3 separate regions of the Homo sapiens genome follow, and all the other regions are linked to region 1. A link is a loop called in an ENCODE intact Hi-C map of the cell type or tissue named here. Cell type or tissue: A673. All regions are shown on one strand. Links, peaks and the distances in the headings refer to the core of each region. The heading gives the core; the rest is flanking DNA. Region 1 overlaps STXBP4 (syntaxin binding protein 4). Region 2 overlaps STXBP4 (syntaxin binding protein 4). Region 3 has its middle 57 kb from the start of HLF.

Evidence for each region. A loop is a pair of places that touch in the nucleus more often than their neighbours do. Peaks named below come from ENCODE experiments on the same cell type or tissue, not always from the same donor. Only the 100,000 strongest peaks of a DNase experiment are listed, where the experiment ranks them.
Region 2: it touches region 1 in a loop (6-fold over the local background); 6 of 110 quality-filtered maps call a loop at or near these places.
Region 3: it touches region 1 in a loop (5-fold over the local background); 2 of 110 quality-filtered maps call a loop at or near these places.

The regions. Positions count from the first base shown.
Region 1 is chr17:55,066,903-55,072,443 of GRCh38, reverse strand. All of the region lies in intron 12 of STXBP4 (syntaxin binding protein 4), which reads right to left. Among named protein-coding and RNA genes, the nearest start is that of STXBP4, 100 kb to the right of the region's middle. RefSeq lists a silencer at 1-89. In A673, for the core only: no CTCF peak of the experiment used is centred there; DNase peaks (open chromatin) are centred at 2,223 and 2,853; H3K27ac peaks cover 2,050 bases.
Region 2 is chr17:55,165,437-55,170,977 of GRCh38, reverse strand. It overlaps STXBP4 (syntaxin binding protein 4), which reads right to left. Exons shown (of 18, transcript NM_178509.6): 18 at 1-5,541. Among named protein-coding and RNA genes, the nearest start is that of HLF, 97 kb to the left of the region's middle. In A673, for the core only: no CTCF peak of the experiment used is centred there; a DNase peak (open chromatin) is centred at 3,477; H3K4me3 peaks cover 831 bases; H3K27ac peaks cover 2,181 bases.
Region 3 is chr17:55,205,269-55,210,809 of GRCh38, reverse strand. It overlaps a transcript of STXBP4 not described here. Among named protein-coding and RNA genes, the nearest start is that of HLF, 57 kb to the left of the region's middle. In A673, for the core only: no CTCF peak of the experiment used is centred there; DNase peaks (open chromatin) are centred at 2,359, 2,589 and 3,349; H3K27ac peaks cover 2,500 bases.

The DNA of each region.
Region 1 (5,541 bases), core at 1,481-3,980:
TATCTCATGGACGTCAATCTATCTACTACTTCTCCCTTTTGGTTTAAGCCAAAAGGTAGCATTTAGTAGCAAAGTACATAATCGTGTTGTTGAATGCAAGGCTCACAAGACATTTATTAAACACATGTTATGTCTCAGGTGCATCACGTGTCTTTTCTCACTTAATCTTTAAAACAATATTGAGAGAAAGACATTACTAAAAAACATTTCATACATAAGCAAACAGACTCAGAGAAGTTATATGACCTGTTCAAGAACACACAGCAGTGCCAGAATCTGAAACTAGGTCTGCCTGACTGCAACATTAATGCTGTCTTTCTACTGTTTTACTCTGCCTCTAAATGAAAAAACAAAAAAACCCCATACAGGTATACCTTCCACCTTAGGAAGAGGAAAGGGTAGCCAAAACCACTTGCTCTATCAAAATGTACTTGGAGGGAAAAAAATGTACCTTGGTACTGGGTCAAAGACAGTCCCCCAGGACACCAATATAATTTAATATGGCACTTCTTATACTGTAAACCATTCCTTTTTCTTTACTTGATGCAGAAATCTCTTTTCTCTGCGATAGAACTTTCTGCTCCAATTGCCATGGCTAATATTAAACTATGGCTATTTTAATTTTTTCAGAGCTGTTAAGGGACATTTGCTTTTGTTTGAGCCTAAATACATTTGAAGTGCTGGGAGGGTTAGGAATGCTGGCATATTCTTAAGGGTCAGTTTTTCATTCATACATTCAATAATGATTTATTAAGTATTTATTATGTGTCAGGTTCTGTTTCAGGTACTGGGGGTAGACACTAAACAATATAGACAAAAAGCCTTCCCTCTTGCTCCTTGGAATTTACATTCTAAGTTTGGGGAGATAGACAGTAAATCAGGGATGAGAGGTAAATGTCTCATTGAAAAGATAACTGACCAGAGACCTGCAGGAGGAATGGAGTTAGGATTTCCCAAGGAGGAGCTTTCTAGGAAGAGCGAACAGTTTGCATGAAGGCCCTGAGATGGAGCTGTGATTTGTGTCTTTCAGAGAACAGCAAGGAAGCCAGTGTAGTAGAGGTAGGAGTAGTAGGGTCCAGGAAGACGGGAGTAGTAAGACATGAGGGCAGAATGGTAACAAGAGTGAATATAGGGATGGAGGTAGAGTGAAGTGGCAGAGGCTAAGAGAATTTGTAGGCCGTTGCAAGGACTTTGGTTTTACTCAGGGTAAGATGGGAAATGATTGGAGGGTTTTGGGCAGAGAATCGATGTGATCTGACTTAAATTTTAAAAGTGTTACTTTTGCTGCTGTGTTGAGAATAGACTGTAGATGGTGGGCAAGGGTGGAAGCAGGGAGAAGAAAAAGGAGATGGGCAAAAATTAACTGTAGCTTCAATAAGGGTGATAGTGGTGGAGTTGGTGTGAAGCAGTTAGATTCTAAATACAGTTTGAAGGTAAAGCCAACAGAGTAGTTCATCAATAGCATTTATTTAGCAGCCACTGCATCTAGCAACCATGTTTATGACAAAAATACAAAGGGGTAAAAGATAACCTCTCCTTTTCTGTCTCAACTTAGAACATCAGGTATGACTTAGATAAATGGATGAAGAAAAGAGGATGTTACAAAAAGAGAACCATGTGAATAAAGGAAGAGAGACAAGAAGAAATGTGGCACACTGTGAAACAATACTAGATCAATTATGATTGGAGTAGAGACTTGCTATAGGGGAGTAATGGATAAAAAAAGGTCGTGGAAAGGGAGGGAGTCAGGCTCTGGTAGAAATGGCAGGCATGAAGGGGAAGGAGCTTGAGTCTGAAGAAGACTTGAAGGCTTCTGAGCAGAAAATGATATGAGAAAACAGTGCTTTAGAAAGCTAAATCTGGCAGCAGGGTGCCAGATGGAGAGATGTGGCCAACCAATTGCCTTCTATGCCCTTGACTCAAAGGACTTTATTTCCTTGTATCTAAAAGTAATTGTTTTATAATAAAAGAATACTTTTAGAAAGAAATATCTGGAAAAGGTAGGTACATTAACCTAGCCTACCACACCAGTCAATTTCATTCAGATGATCAAGAGAGTCTCTAGTGACACAGCTAGATCAACTTCACACTAGACTGCTGCTGTGCATACAGGAGATAATGGCTAACTATGTGCCAGCACTATTCTCAATGTTTTACATCCATCAACTCAGTTAATCCACACACTGCCATGGATATGTCTATTATTATCTGCATTTTATAGACAGGACATTGATGCACAGGAAAGTTAAGTAACTAACTCAGAATCACAAACCTAGTAAGTGACAGAGCTAAGATTTGGCAGTCTAGTTATAAAGTTCATGTTCTTGGCTACTATGCTGTACTACCTTGCCAACTACAGAAAATGTTTTTAAAAAATCACTTTTAGATGACAATATTATCAGTGCCCAGTCCTGGATGAGCTTATGATGTGGTCATTACAATAGGTATATTTGAGGCTGCTTCACTCTCCATTTTTCATTCAATCAATCTAAAAAAAAAAAGACTCTAAAGAGAAAGGGCAGGAAATTCTCCATAGCTGCAATGAAGAATAACTAATTTGATGATTTGTCTTCTTCACACTCACTTCATGCAGCTTTTATTCCTCTATAAAAACAGCACTTTTATTTTTGTTCAAAGAATGCTAGTTAATTAAATGAAGACTCTGGATGGAATTTATATAGCCATTATTGTGCACTGATGGTAATACAGTGTGAAATGTAGTTGGGTGGTAAAAGATGCAGAGGTTTTGATGCTGAATAAATTCATGCTATTTCTTTTGTAAATGTGTAACTGTCAGGTTGGTGAATGTGACCCCTTAGCAAAGTTCTAGCCCAGTTACCACTGAATGGCTGTTTAAAAGATTAGTGCATTGAAATGATGACTTTTAGAGGAAGCAGTAAAGAAAAGATAACAGCAGTGTGCCGTATTTAGCAATACAAGATCACATAAATCCATTTTCTCTTTTCCTCCCAGGCTGTCTTCTAATAAATAACTGTACAGCCTCCTATGTCAGTAACAACTGAGCCAGAATTTTCCCAGTGCCTCACCATGAGACTGAAATCCCATCAGGGAAAATGCTGTCGTCCATTTACTGATTTACTATGTACTAGATAGAGTTTAATTCAGTTTAGAAGGTTAGATAATAAAAGAAAAATGAAGATATAGTAGTAAGTCAGAAAATCCACATAAGCATTATGCTTTTTAATACTAAGCAGTGTGAGCAAACATACTAGAAGGGAATCCTGAATTAAGAAGTAAAATCTCTAGCTTATTTTTTTTTTTTTTTTTTTGGCAACACTGAGGAAATGTCTTCAACTCACACTGGCCCTTTATAAAATGAGGTTTTTCTGCCTCACGATTACATAATGAAACTTCAAAGAGCAGACCAAAGTCTTCTTTGAAAATGTAATCTGAACTAATGAAAATCTTTGTAGGCTACCAATACTTTGGACTTTTGTTGGGACAAAGCACGGTAACAGCTCACACACAGGACAATAAATATACTATGTGTTTTTCCACATACAGTACTTTTCCCCCACAAGGTAACATGATCTAGAATGAAAAAACATGGGCTTTGAATGGGACATAACTAGGTTAGAATCTCAGATCAGAATTTTACACTTTTAAAAATTTTCTGGCTCTGTAATTCTCTAAGACTCAGTTTGCTCATTTTTATAATGGAAAATCACACCTATTTTATTAGATCAAAACTATTCTCACAAGAGAATTAAAGAAACTATAATAGTTCTTGGCACAATTTTTTCCTTTTCCTCTTTCTTACCTTGAAAAAATATACATAATCACCTGTGTGATCAAAGAGCTAGACAAAATAATTTATTAAGGGTTTTCCTGAGGCACTCAATTAGTAACACCAGCTCTTGAACTTTGGAGAGTTGTTTGGAAACAAAATTTGCACATGTATTTTTTAATGTTAGCAACAATCATGTAAAGCCCTTTCCTCTAGTTATGAGTTGTAATGAATGGCTCCCTATAGTAGAAGGAAAAAGCATTAATTGCAGTAGCACATCTGTAATTAGGCTAACACATTCACATCACTAAATTTAAAAGTTCTGCAATTTTTAAGTTCATCAGTAAATCTTTCAAAATGTCAATAGGTGACAGGAGAAAAATGAGACTGCAAAGAGATATAATGTTTTTGTGCAATGTAACCTATGCTACCAAGCCCTAAAGAATACTTCTCTTATCAGCTTCCTACATCCACTCTTTGGAAAGCCCTTCTTGGTCTTGGTACTATTACAGCTTGTGAAAAAAATTAAGGGTTACTGCAGGAAAAGAGCTATTGAATTAAAATGTTTAAAAGCAAGTTATATCTAGTTTCCTTGACTTATGAGTCTGATTTGTTAAAATATATATAATATACCTTTCAATGGATAATCCCAAAATGCTTTGCAGATATTGACAAATGAAGGTATAACTCACCCCTCAGGCATGAATGTGTATGGGGGAGAATATGATTCGTAGAACTTTTTAACAGACCTCTGACATATGCTTTCTTTTCTCTTTCCTCACTCCCCCTCCATGACTCATCTAGCCAACTCCTCCTCCTCCTTACCTAACCAGTAATTAAGCACTGTGAAGTCTTCATTTATAATGTAATTTGCAGCTGTTGCTTAATTTCCATTCTAACCACTGTATTACTGATTTATGTCTTTATCCTCTCATGCTTGGGTACTATGAAAATCACATATGTGATCACCCTGCCTACTGTGTTCTTTATTGTATTCTGCATACTTCTGAAAGATTGATTTCCTCAAAATATTGATGAAGTACCACCTTAGGTAACAAACCTAACAACATGGTACATGATAAAATATATCCTCATTCTTCATTCTTCAAAGTTCTCTACTACCTATTCCAAATCAACCTACTTACTAGCTTTAGTCCACTTAACTCTCACATGATTCCCATATCCAAGTACATTAACTTACCACATTTACCAGGTGAAATTCTTCTACTTCCAAGACACTTTGGGTCACATTAATCCTCTAGGTATATATATTTTTCACCTTTTTCCATCATTTAGTTGTTACTTGTCCTTCAAAATCTATCTCAGATTTCACCTTATCTGTTTTTCCATTCTACTTTTGTATAAATGATCTTTCTCTCCTTTTTTATCTTTTAGATTTGTCGTCTGTAATTAATCACATATTTAGTACTCTTAACTGCTATCTTGAACTGTCATTAAAATGCTTTATTACCCAACTTTCTAAAATCAAAGGGTCTTGACTGCCCAAATTAGAACACAATCTGTCTGAGAGTAAAAACCCTATCTAATATGAGCAGGTACTCTACTTAACATAAAATGAGATATAACTGAGTTGACAAACCATGAAAATGACTATTTCATTTTTCATATACAAAAACTGCCTTAAGGAACTTATTTAGGCAAGAAGCTTTCATAGGAAATTTCTTCAAAAAAGGGTTCAGATTTATGGGAATATTAGAACTACATTTTATTTAACAATTAAAATAACAATCATAAACTATGCTTTGAGAAACACCATATAATAATAGGCAAAT
Region 2 (5,541 bases), core at 1,975-4,474, 98 kb before region 1:
AGATAAGTTGACATCCATAATCACAGAATTGGCCCCAGTCTTTCTCTGTCATGAAACTTGGCCCTCCCCAGACAATGAAAACATAAATATCACATCTGTGACAACTCTAGCATTTCTAGCAGGAAAAACAAATCCTGAAAAAGCATCAAATGCAGTGAATCTGACCACACAATGGTAAAATAGTTATTTCAATAAAGATTTTCATTTCAAAAAATGAATTTTTTTGTTGTTTCCACAATAATCAATTTAGTTATTGACAATGCAGGTCAGGCCTCATTCATGGCCATAACATAATCTCTGATCTTTCCAGTCCCTACAACACTACAAATTTTCACAGGATTATACATAGAATTCTAAAGCAAAATAATCCTAGAAAATATAAGTGGAAATAAAAATATATAATCAAATCAGATACACTTTTTTCATACACAATAAATCATTAGCATTTTTTCTTATAAAGGACAGGCTCACTGTAGAGTAGTATGCAGAAAAATATAATAAATAAAATAGATATCACAAATAATGTCATCTAATTTTTTTTCAGATCTTCTATGGTGTTTATATATACAATACTGTTGGTTTTATATTGTATACAGATCTGTTTCCTGTTATTACCACTTGATGTTATTATTGTGATACTTTCTTGGTATCATTAAACATTAGTAAACATTTTCTATCATGTTAGATACCATATTTTATTTAGACATTCCCCTGTTTTCAGGAATTTAGGCAATCATTTCTATTTTAAATCATGCTTTAATAAGCCTTTTAAGCATTTTTTTATTTTGGTCTAAACTTGGGGTCATTTGTGAGGATAAATTCACAGAAGAAGAAATTTTTAAGGCCTTTGATAGATGTTCCAAGACTGCTTTCCAGAATGTTTGTGGTGATTTATAGATGTCCTAAGAATATTTGAGGATATCTATGTCATGTACCTGCACTAACATAATTACTGTGTTTTAAAAATACTTTGGTTTTATTGTATCTTAAATAATTAATCAATAATTCTAAGGAAGCCTTATATCATAGGTGAGAAGGTTTGTTTGAAATTGGCAAGGAGCAAGGTACATGAGGGAGTTTGCATTGTCCACAGCCTTAAAGGTTCACTTCACACAGTAAATACTACAAAATTATCTGTCTTGGATTGTTTAGACATTCAATTGCTTGAATGTCCAGGGACAAACCACTTGATCTCTTCTAAGTATTTCATGTTAGGGTTTTTAGAAATAGCTTTTAACACAATTTTGATTGAAATAATTTTTCAGAAAGCCCATTTCACTTGTTAAGGCATTTCATCTTTAGCTGAATTTTAAGTATGCTATGAGATAAACCAGGAACAAGGAGACTTGATTCTCTATACCATATTTTATCGATTCTAAGACACACATTTTTCACATCTAAGCGTCTTTAGTATTTGGATGTATAATAGGCACTGCTAGCACTTTCAGATCCCTCTACCACTCTCATGCATGACAGCTCCCTGTGCTTTCACTCTCAACATTCAGCACCTGCACCTCTTTGTTGGACGGCTGTCCTCAGGCTACAGGAACATGCTTTGACTGCATTGCAGGCTGGAAGCACCTGGAAATTTACACCCACCCCCACCCCCACCCCCATTCAATAACTGATGGTGCAGAGGTATAAATACTCTGGGTTCTCTGGCCTCTGACTTGAACCTACTGTAGAACCTTTTTGTCTCTAGGGCTCTCCCGTGGGAGTGAACCAAAGTCATCTCCAGAATAGGCTTTGCTTGACATCACACTTTTTGTGGGTTTTTTTCCCCCTTTCCTTTGGATCGGTTCTATTTCTCTATTTCCCTATTACTTTTCACCCTTGGGCCACTTCCTAATTCACATAAATCCTTATGTCAGAGGAATTAAACATATTACAGGAAGTGTCTTACAATAATTGATGTCCTGCAGTTACTGTCAGCCAGGTGGTCATAGTGATATGGTTGTCTTTGCCTGTGCATGCATGAATTTGGTTGTTCTTTCCATGATATGACTGGACTGTTACTTCTTTACTTTTTGGTCAATAAACCATTTAAGGACTATTGAGAAGAGTATGAATCCTGATTGTTATCTAAAATTTTTCTATTAAGTCCTTTTGCCAAGATAAAAAATGTGCCAGCATCAGAGTTGTAGAATGGATGTCTAAGACAGGGAAAAAAATCTCAGAGACTGCAGTAGAATATTCCTTTAAGAAATGTTATTTATCCTGATGGCAGAGAGGGTGTTACCGTGAAAAATTGTGGTTTATGACAACTCTGATTCAAAAAAGAGATGCAGAAAGAGTTCAATTCTGAATGTACAGAGCTTTGTAAATATCATAATTAATATTTCATTCTCTTTTACACACATGATTTTTAAAAATCTATGCTGAAACAGTTCTCTTGTATTTACTTAAAGGCGTATAAGATAAAAATTCTAACTACTAAGTCATATTTTAAATCTTTTTTTCATTTTCAGTTACACACAAAATAATGATGGGTCTTATAACTGATGAAATACTAATTGGGAATATGGTACTTATAGAGACAGAAGAAATACAATCAATGAACAGTCTTAATTGGAAAAACTAAGGTAACTTCATAGACTTCTCACTTTCCATTTGTAGAGAGAGTTCTACTGGTAAATGAGGAACCACCAGTATTTGGTCATATTTTTGAAATTGTGTAGATTTTATTAAATATTTCTTATTCCTCCAATACGTGTGTGTGTGTGTGTGTGTGGTGTGTATATACACACAGATATATATATATACACACACACACACACACATATACTAAGTGTATGTGTGTGTATGTATGCATTCTATTTCCTTCAAATTTCCCTTATATCGAGTACTTTTATCAGAGAAGTAATCCATGCATTTAATTTGGTGCCAACTTCTTATTTTTGTGTGGTAATCACCAAAGAAAAATAAAAGCTGGCATTAGATTAAATGCATAGATTACTTCTCTGAATGATAAAACTGCCTAAAGAAATAGAATCTGCTCATAAACATCTTTTCATATTCCATTCCACAGAAATTTCTGACCTTACCTGTCTATATTACCTATTCCTATAAGGTAACTTTATTATCTACTCAATTTGTTTTGTCTTCCTGTTGTCTCTTCTCGTGTGTGCTGATGAAAGATGAATTTCTCCACTGTGAAACAGAACAGTCAAGCAATTCCAGTGGGGTTACTTATAGATGAGATAATTTCTGCAATTTCAGAGTTCTGTGGCAATACATAGCTCCCTTGTGCCAAATCAATTCTTCAGTAACATGATTAATTAACCCATAAGAACAGAAGTTTGCTGCTGCTCTGAAATGCACTAACCTTGTATTTTGGTTTCAGGCTTTATCTACCCTTCTATACCAAAATCATTCTGTGGTATTTCTTCAGAACCTTGGGCAAATCAACAATGTGTGAGTATGTGCTTTACAATCCTTTTACTGCGATCATACTGTGAGTTTTATGGCCCAACTTAAGTAGCATACACTTCCTTCTTCAGCAAAATCCATTATATTGTTCCCACATTAGTGGAACTAGTTAGTACAGACATGCTTACTTAAACCCCCACCTCATTTCCTTCTTAATTCAATCTTTGTTTCCCTGCCAGAAGCAGGAAACAGCTAAAAGAGTTTTTTATGTTAATGTTACATTTTAAATTTATTTTGTAAACTTTTATTAGATTTTACTGTGTCATGTCTTGCATGAGAAATAAAAAATAATATATGGACTCTGAGTCAGTAATAAAGGACTCACAGTCTACTAGGAGAGATGACACATGCCCTACTTTCCTATCCAAATTAATTACATATATAGTGTGATTGATACTTTATTAAAAGGTATGCAGCAATAGGGGACTGCGGTAGGATTTCAGAGTTGGAAGCCTTCCAGTTAACCTTCTCAGCCTCTAGGGTTTTAGAATAAAATACCCCAAAGCCAACAACAGATAAGAAACAACAGACCATCCTGGCCAGTATTCTGTTTTCCCATTTCCTTCCCACCTCCACCTGATTTACTCACCTAGCTACTGATGTTGAGTGGAACAGCCACAGTGAGAGAGACCACTTAGCTTTAACCAGAGTTCCGGTTTTCATTACCACATGGAGAAAGAGAAGGTAGAACCAGATTTCAAGCCTCTAAGACTCAGTAACCCAGCTCAGTAGATAAAAGTAAATTAGTAAATATAGTAACCAAATGAGTGTCCGGACAAACAGGCCAGCAACTCTCTTGAGGTGGAAGTTCTTGCTCTACCACTCCTGAGTGGGAAGTGGGGTTGGGCAGGTGTGTAAAAATGCAGGCATGGCATCCATAGAGTGCCAGCTCTGGGCATGGGGAAGGCAGCATGTGTCAAGGAGCTCTTCAAAGAAGAGGTAAAATGAGAGCAGAATCTTGATGTATGAGAAGAAATCTGATGCAGGAATGGGGCAAGAGAAGTTTCCTAGACAGAAAACAGTATATCTGAGCAACTGTTGGTGATAAGACATGAGGCTAGGGAGAAAGCCAGGGACTCAGATAGTAGAAGGTGCTAGGGAACTACTGAAGACTAGCAAGGGAGGAATAGAAGCAATTTTGTGTTATAGAAAGATAATTCTGACAGAAATGTGATGGGTAGATTGATGGGGACAGGTGTGGTGGAGAAGGAAGAAGCTATATCACCTGTGTTGAAAGCATCCAGGTAAGAAATGAGAAAGACTTGAAAAATAAATAAGCCATGTTTGCATGAAACAGAGAAAAGGGAATATATTTAAGAAATGTTCTAGGATGTATTCCTTTTTTTAATCCTAAACTCACCAATTAGGTAAATCGCTGCCTAAGGAAGAAGCAGAGACAGGACAAAAGTGTTACTTTAATGGAGCACTCTCTACAAAGAAACACCAGGAATAGGGAATAAATGGATCCTGAGCAACATTAATCTCAGGCAACTTGCAGTTCTTTCCTTTCCTTGGGGTCACTGCTAAACTCTGTGGGCTGTCTTAGTCCATTCAGGAGCTGCTATAACAAAATATCTCAGACTGGGTAATTTATAAACAATATAAATGTATTGTTCACAGCTCTGGAGGCTGGGAAGTGTACGATCAAGATGCCAGCAGATTTAGCTTCTGGTGAGGGCTTGCTCTCTGCTTCAAAGATGGCAACTTCTTGCTGCATCCTCACAAGGCAGAAGGGGCAAACAGGTTCCCTGAAGCCTCTTTCATAAGGGTCCTAATCCCATTCACCAGGATGGAGCCTCATGACCTAATCACCTCCTCAGAGCCGTACCTCTTAATACTGGTACCTTGGGGGTTAGGTTTCAATATATGAAATTAGGGGCTGGGCACAAACATCCAGACCACAGCAGAGGCTTATCTAGTGCTAAGGCACTCTGGGTTAAGATGGTCTAATGTTATTGTCCGAATTGATTTCCATTGAGAGAACATGTGGATTGAATGGAAAAGATCCTCATTCAGGTCCAGCAGGTGTTATTGCTACTCCTGTGATCCTTTTGGGTTCACAGAAATCAATCTAATCCTCCAATGTTGACCACATTGGGCTGGAGGAAGCTC
Region 3 (5,541 bases), core at 1,400-3,899, 140 kb before region 1:
TAAGATCATATGAAAAAGAGCAGGGCCCATATTTATGCATAAGGCAAGATACCAGTTTTACAACACATGTGTGTTCTTGGGTTTGTGTGTATATATCTTTATTTAAAAATATTAGAAGGAAATACACATAGTATACACAATATCTGTGTATATTTTAAGTGGGGAAAGATCTACCTGTCAAGAATCAGTTTCATCTTTCTAATTTTATGATTTTATACTCTAATGAAAACATTTTAAATTGGCACACTGAGTAAAACCATCCTCTTATTTGTGGCATTTGTTATTTCTCTTTTGAACTTTATCAAGAGAAGTAATACAGGCCTCTCAGATGGCAACCTGCCAACATCACAGAGCAGGATTTTAATGAATTCCCTCCTTCTGAGGCCTAATTTAAGCCCAATTTAAAGTAAACAAAACAAACATATTACTCCATAAAGGGGAATGAGCGCTCCTTTGTTGTGCAGACTTTGAATTTGAATCTCTTTAGAAAAAGAAAAATAGAGCAAAAAATGAGCTTAATAAGCTAGACTTCTCTTCTGCTCAGGCTTTTCTCATTAGGGTTTAATAACATAAAATGCCATTAAAAATTTAGATTTATAATATGGTGTATCTGTGAATTAGTTTTCTTCTCCCTGCATGTTGGGAACAAGTGAATATTCCAGATGCAGGGGGTCCTGCTTGGGAGATAATCTGTGGTACATCAGTGGGCTCGGTCCTTTCCATTCTCCTTCTTTCTCTCCCACTAAAGATATATGCACACGCAGACATGAACATGCCTGCATGCACACATGCACATGTGTGTGCACACGCATGAACATGCTCACATAGACGCATCCTTACCCTAACTTGTGTTGTAAACACAAGTTGCAATGTTAGTATAACCAGGGATGCCCAACCTTGCACACTCAGCCTGCCTCTTGGTGAAGCTCCAGATTCCACAGAATGAAGAGCCTGATTCCAAGAGGAAAATCCCCTCGGAAGAGGGAAGTAAATGGTGGGATGCAGAGCCATGTTCTCAGAAAGCCGAAGCTATCTTTCAGCCCATGATGTGACCTGGGAGACAACAATGACATGAAGTCCCCTGTTGTCCACAGCATCAGCATCAGATATGAAACAGCATTGACTAGTTGAGCACGTGTCCTCAGCTGCTCGCCCTTATCCAGAACAGGTGGACTGTACTTTAAAGACAATGGCCATGGTAAGGGAGGCATGTGTCTGCTACATTTTGTTTCTTTGAATTTCCACCTTATTCTGTAAAGTGGCTATTTTCATCTCAGATGGACAGATGAGGAAAGTGAGGCACAACTTGCCCAAGTAGTGTGTCTAGGGCTTGACTCTGACTCCCCAGCTCTGGCCCTTCCTTCATGCCCAGCTCCTCCCAGCTGAGGGGACAGGTTTGGATGCGCCTCAGCTGGGCCTGCGTATGAACTGGCATCTCTGCTGCCTCTGACCTGGTTCTAGCACAATCCTCAACAGAGAAGACCTACTCTTCTCCCAGCTCGTTTCCTTCCCCAGATGAATTGTTAGAAAGAACTTTGTTCATAGGGCATTTTCTCTTGGATGCCTCACTGGGTCTCCTAACACAGTCACTATCTGTCCGTCAAAAGTGGAAAATAAACAGTTATTTTTTTTTAATCTTCAGACTCCTCTTTCAGCCTTCTCTTCCAGATTACTTTCCATCCCACCTCTTTTATAATGTAAGACTTAAATTTTTAAAAAAAATTTTTTGAGATGGAGTCTTGCTCTGTTGCACAGGCTGGAGAGCAGTGGCATGATCTTGGCTCACTGTGGCCTCCACCTCCCAGGTTCAGGTGATTCTCCTGCCTCAGCCTCCTGAGTAACTGGGATTACAGGTGCCCACCACTATGCCCGGCTATTTTTTTTTTTTTCTGTAGAGACAGAGTTTTACCATGTTGGCCAGGCTGGTCTTGAACTCCTGACTTCAAGTGACTCACTCGCCTTGGCATCCCAAAGTGCTGGAATTACAGGCGTAAGTCACCGTGCCTAGCCTTAAAATGTCTAACTTATAACTGAAACTTGTTTACACAAATATACCATCTCCCTGCAGGTCTGTTTTATTTTCAAGATTCTTGCCTTTAATTGTGGAAGAATAAGCTTTATTCACTACTCAAAGATTTGCAGGATCATAAAACAACATGGTTGTATTCTTACTCCTCTCCTTTCCCTCCCTCCCTCTCTCTTTCCTTCCTTCCTTCCTTCCTTCCTTCCTTCTTCCCTCCCTCCCTTCCTTCCTTGCTTCCTTCCTTCCTTCCTTCCACCAACAGGGTGACCTTTGTGCAACTCCTTTGTGCATAACAGTACTGATTTTTCACGTTGTACCTATGTAACTATGAATAGCACCCACTTTCACTATCAGAAGTGTCCTGATTTGAATGATAAATTATATGATCTCCCAACCCATCCAACAAGCATTTATGGAACATCTTATAAACACCTACACAGCACACCGTACTGGGTGCAACAGGTGCACAAAAGCAGTTCACAGTCTGTAGTCAAGTCAACAACACTGTTTCTCTGCCTGTCACTTGGGCACTGCTATGAAGTGCTATGAAAGATTAAATTGCCATGGATTTCTGGAGGCAGACTTCCTTGTTTTTTAAGCCAAGCCCAGATTAGAACTTGGACTAAATTGACCAAAGAATTTCAGTTTCCTCATCTGTGAAAAGGCTGTAATTATGAAGCTGTGGAGAGGATTAAAACACATTATGTTAATAAGGCATCTAGTATAGCCTGGTACTTTGAGACTTAAGACTGCCAGCATTTATCAATATTTTATTATTATTACTACCATTACTATTTTATTCTTTTCTTAATTACAAAAGAATTGCATGGTTATTATAAGCAAATTCAATAATACAGAAATAGAGTGAAAAGTAAAAGTTACCATTCACACTGGCCTGCAATTCTACTGCAGAGATCACCGGCGTTAACACTTTGTGGGTATCCTAGATCTTGTTCCGCTCAACAAACTACATGTGTTTGCACACGTGCGCACGTGCGTGCATGAGAGTGTGTGTGGCATAAACGGGACAGAGTGCTAAATGGGATATTTCCTATTGTTTCAGATTTGCAGTCAACGCATTAAATTTGAAAACAATTGGTGATAAGGGTCCCCGTATTCTAAAGAGAAGCACAAAATACACCCCATAGGATTTTCTAAAACAAAGCAAATGGAGACCAGTGACATAAATACTAACAGCCTAGTAAAAGTAGACTAGAAATCAATTTGAAATAAGAGTATTTGAAGGGAATTTGTAGGAGTAGAGAGGTCGTTAGCTTTTCTCTCCTCCTCTGTTTCAGGCCCAGTTAGGGGGCTCCCTATGTGAATAGCTCATTCCTGTGTGGGAGGAAATGGGCACTCTATTCCTTGGCCGAATACCTGCTGAGCTGGGGTATTGGAAGCTCATCCTGGTCAGGGCACTGAGGTGGACTGAGACTGGAGGGTTATATGGGGGAGCCTCGAGTGTGTCTGTGGGAGTTGGGGTGTACATGCCTGTAGTGACAGGTGACTATTTTCCTGTAGGTGAAGACTGAAGGCAGGAGTCTGGCTAGGGCTGCCCGGGATGGCACATCCTGGGGAGAGTCAGCAGTTTGACAAGTTGTATATGGTGGAAAAAGAATGTGTGAGCGTCATGCGTAGAGATCCACTGGACTTTAGACATCTTGACAGAAATCTGCTCCAAAGAGTGGCCTGTTAGGGTGGAGGGACCCCAGAAGTATGAGCTTGTAGGGTGAACCACTGTGAGAAGTTGCAGGAGGGTAAGTGGAGAGTGGCTCCCTCAGTAATGTTGAAGGTTCCCATAAAGGTTTCCATGAAGGAGCCAGAATTTAGATGCCTGTCATGACAGATGGGATTATCACAGCCAGCACTGGCTGAGTAAGACATTTTGTCCTTTTCCTTTGACACCTCCTTTTTTTTTTTTTTTTTTTTCTGAGACGGAGTTTCCTCTGTTGCCTAGGCTGGAGTGCAGTGGCATGATCTTGGCTCACTGCAACCTCCCCCTTCCGGGTTCAAGAACTTCTCCTGCCTCAGCCTCTTGAGTAGCTGGGACTACAGTCACCCACCACCACACCTGGCTAAATTTTGTATTTTTAGTAGAGATGGGGTTTCACCATATTGGCCAGGCTGGTCTTGAACTCCTGACCTCAGGTGATCCACCCGCCTCAGTCTCTCAAAGTGCTGGGATTACAGGCATGAGCCACCGTACTCAGCTGACACCTCCTTTTTCAGGACTTGACCCTGTTGGAGTCATCAACAACGGTAGGAGGAAAGAAAGGAAGAGTGTAAGAGAAGACATTCTCTCTACCCCGCTAGGATTAGGATTAATCCTAGAAACTAGGATTAGGCCTGTGCTGGCAAGAGAGGAGAAGTTTTCAATTGGATGTGAAGTTGAAGTTTTCATTTTACTGGCTGGATTTCTTAATAGCTGCAAGTGATCAGAAAAGAAGCTTTGGGATTTGCCTGATATAGCAGCATATGAATGGGGTTGGGGGGCATGTAAACAATCACCCCACAGCCATTTTCTGTTGGTTACTGGGTTCAGCTCTCTCAACAAGCCCCTTGCACACACATACACAGACACATACACAATATATATATGTAATAATTCACAATAGTACATAGACACCTACACACATAATGTATATGGAATAATTCACAGAGGTTTTTCAAAGACATCATACTATAAAATTTTTATAATTTGCTTTTCTCACTAATCAATATAGAGTTTATGATAATAAGTATAGACCTGCCTTATGCATTTTAATAAGTATATAATATACTATTTAATATATTCACGAATATTTAATTAACCATTCTTTTACTTAGGGACATTTAGGTAATTTCCAATTTTATACTGCTAGAAATAATGCTTCAGTATATGTCTTTTACCCAAGTGCCAATATTTTTGTAGGAGGAAACTCCTAGAAGTGAAATGATATGAATGTTTTAAAGTTTGATAAATATTGTAAAGTAGCTTTCCATAAGATTTGTACCAGTTTGTCTTCCCACCAAGAGTATATGAGATCCTATATTTTCACAGCCTTGCCAAAAATATATATAAATATTTGTCAATCTAAAATATTAGAAAACTCTTATTTTGTTTCTCAGATTTTTTTAATACAATGAGGTTGAACATTTTTCAATGGGTTTATTGGCTATTTCTAGTACCTTTTATGTAAATTGTCTCTTCACCTGTCCCACTTTGTGTATATGTGTGTGTGTGTTTGTGTGTGTGTGTGTGTGCATTTGTCTGCTGTTTATGTCTTTCCCAGTTTGTTGTTTATATGTTTACCTTTTAACACTGCTTATGGTATCTTTTGCCCTATACAAGTTTTATATAATGTAGACAAATCTGTCATTTGTTTTTACTTTGTGTGCTAACCTACGAAAGGCTTTTCTACTTCAACATTATGATTGTTTGAATCTTTAGATCTTTAATTCATCTGACATTCATTTTATATGATGGCAAATGCTTCCTTTTATATAATATTTAAAAAGTACTATAATAAATATATAAT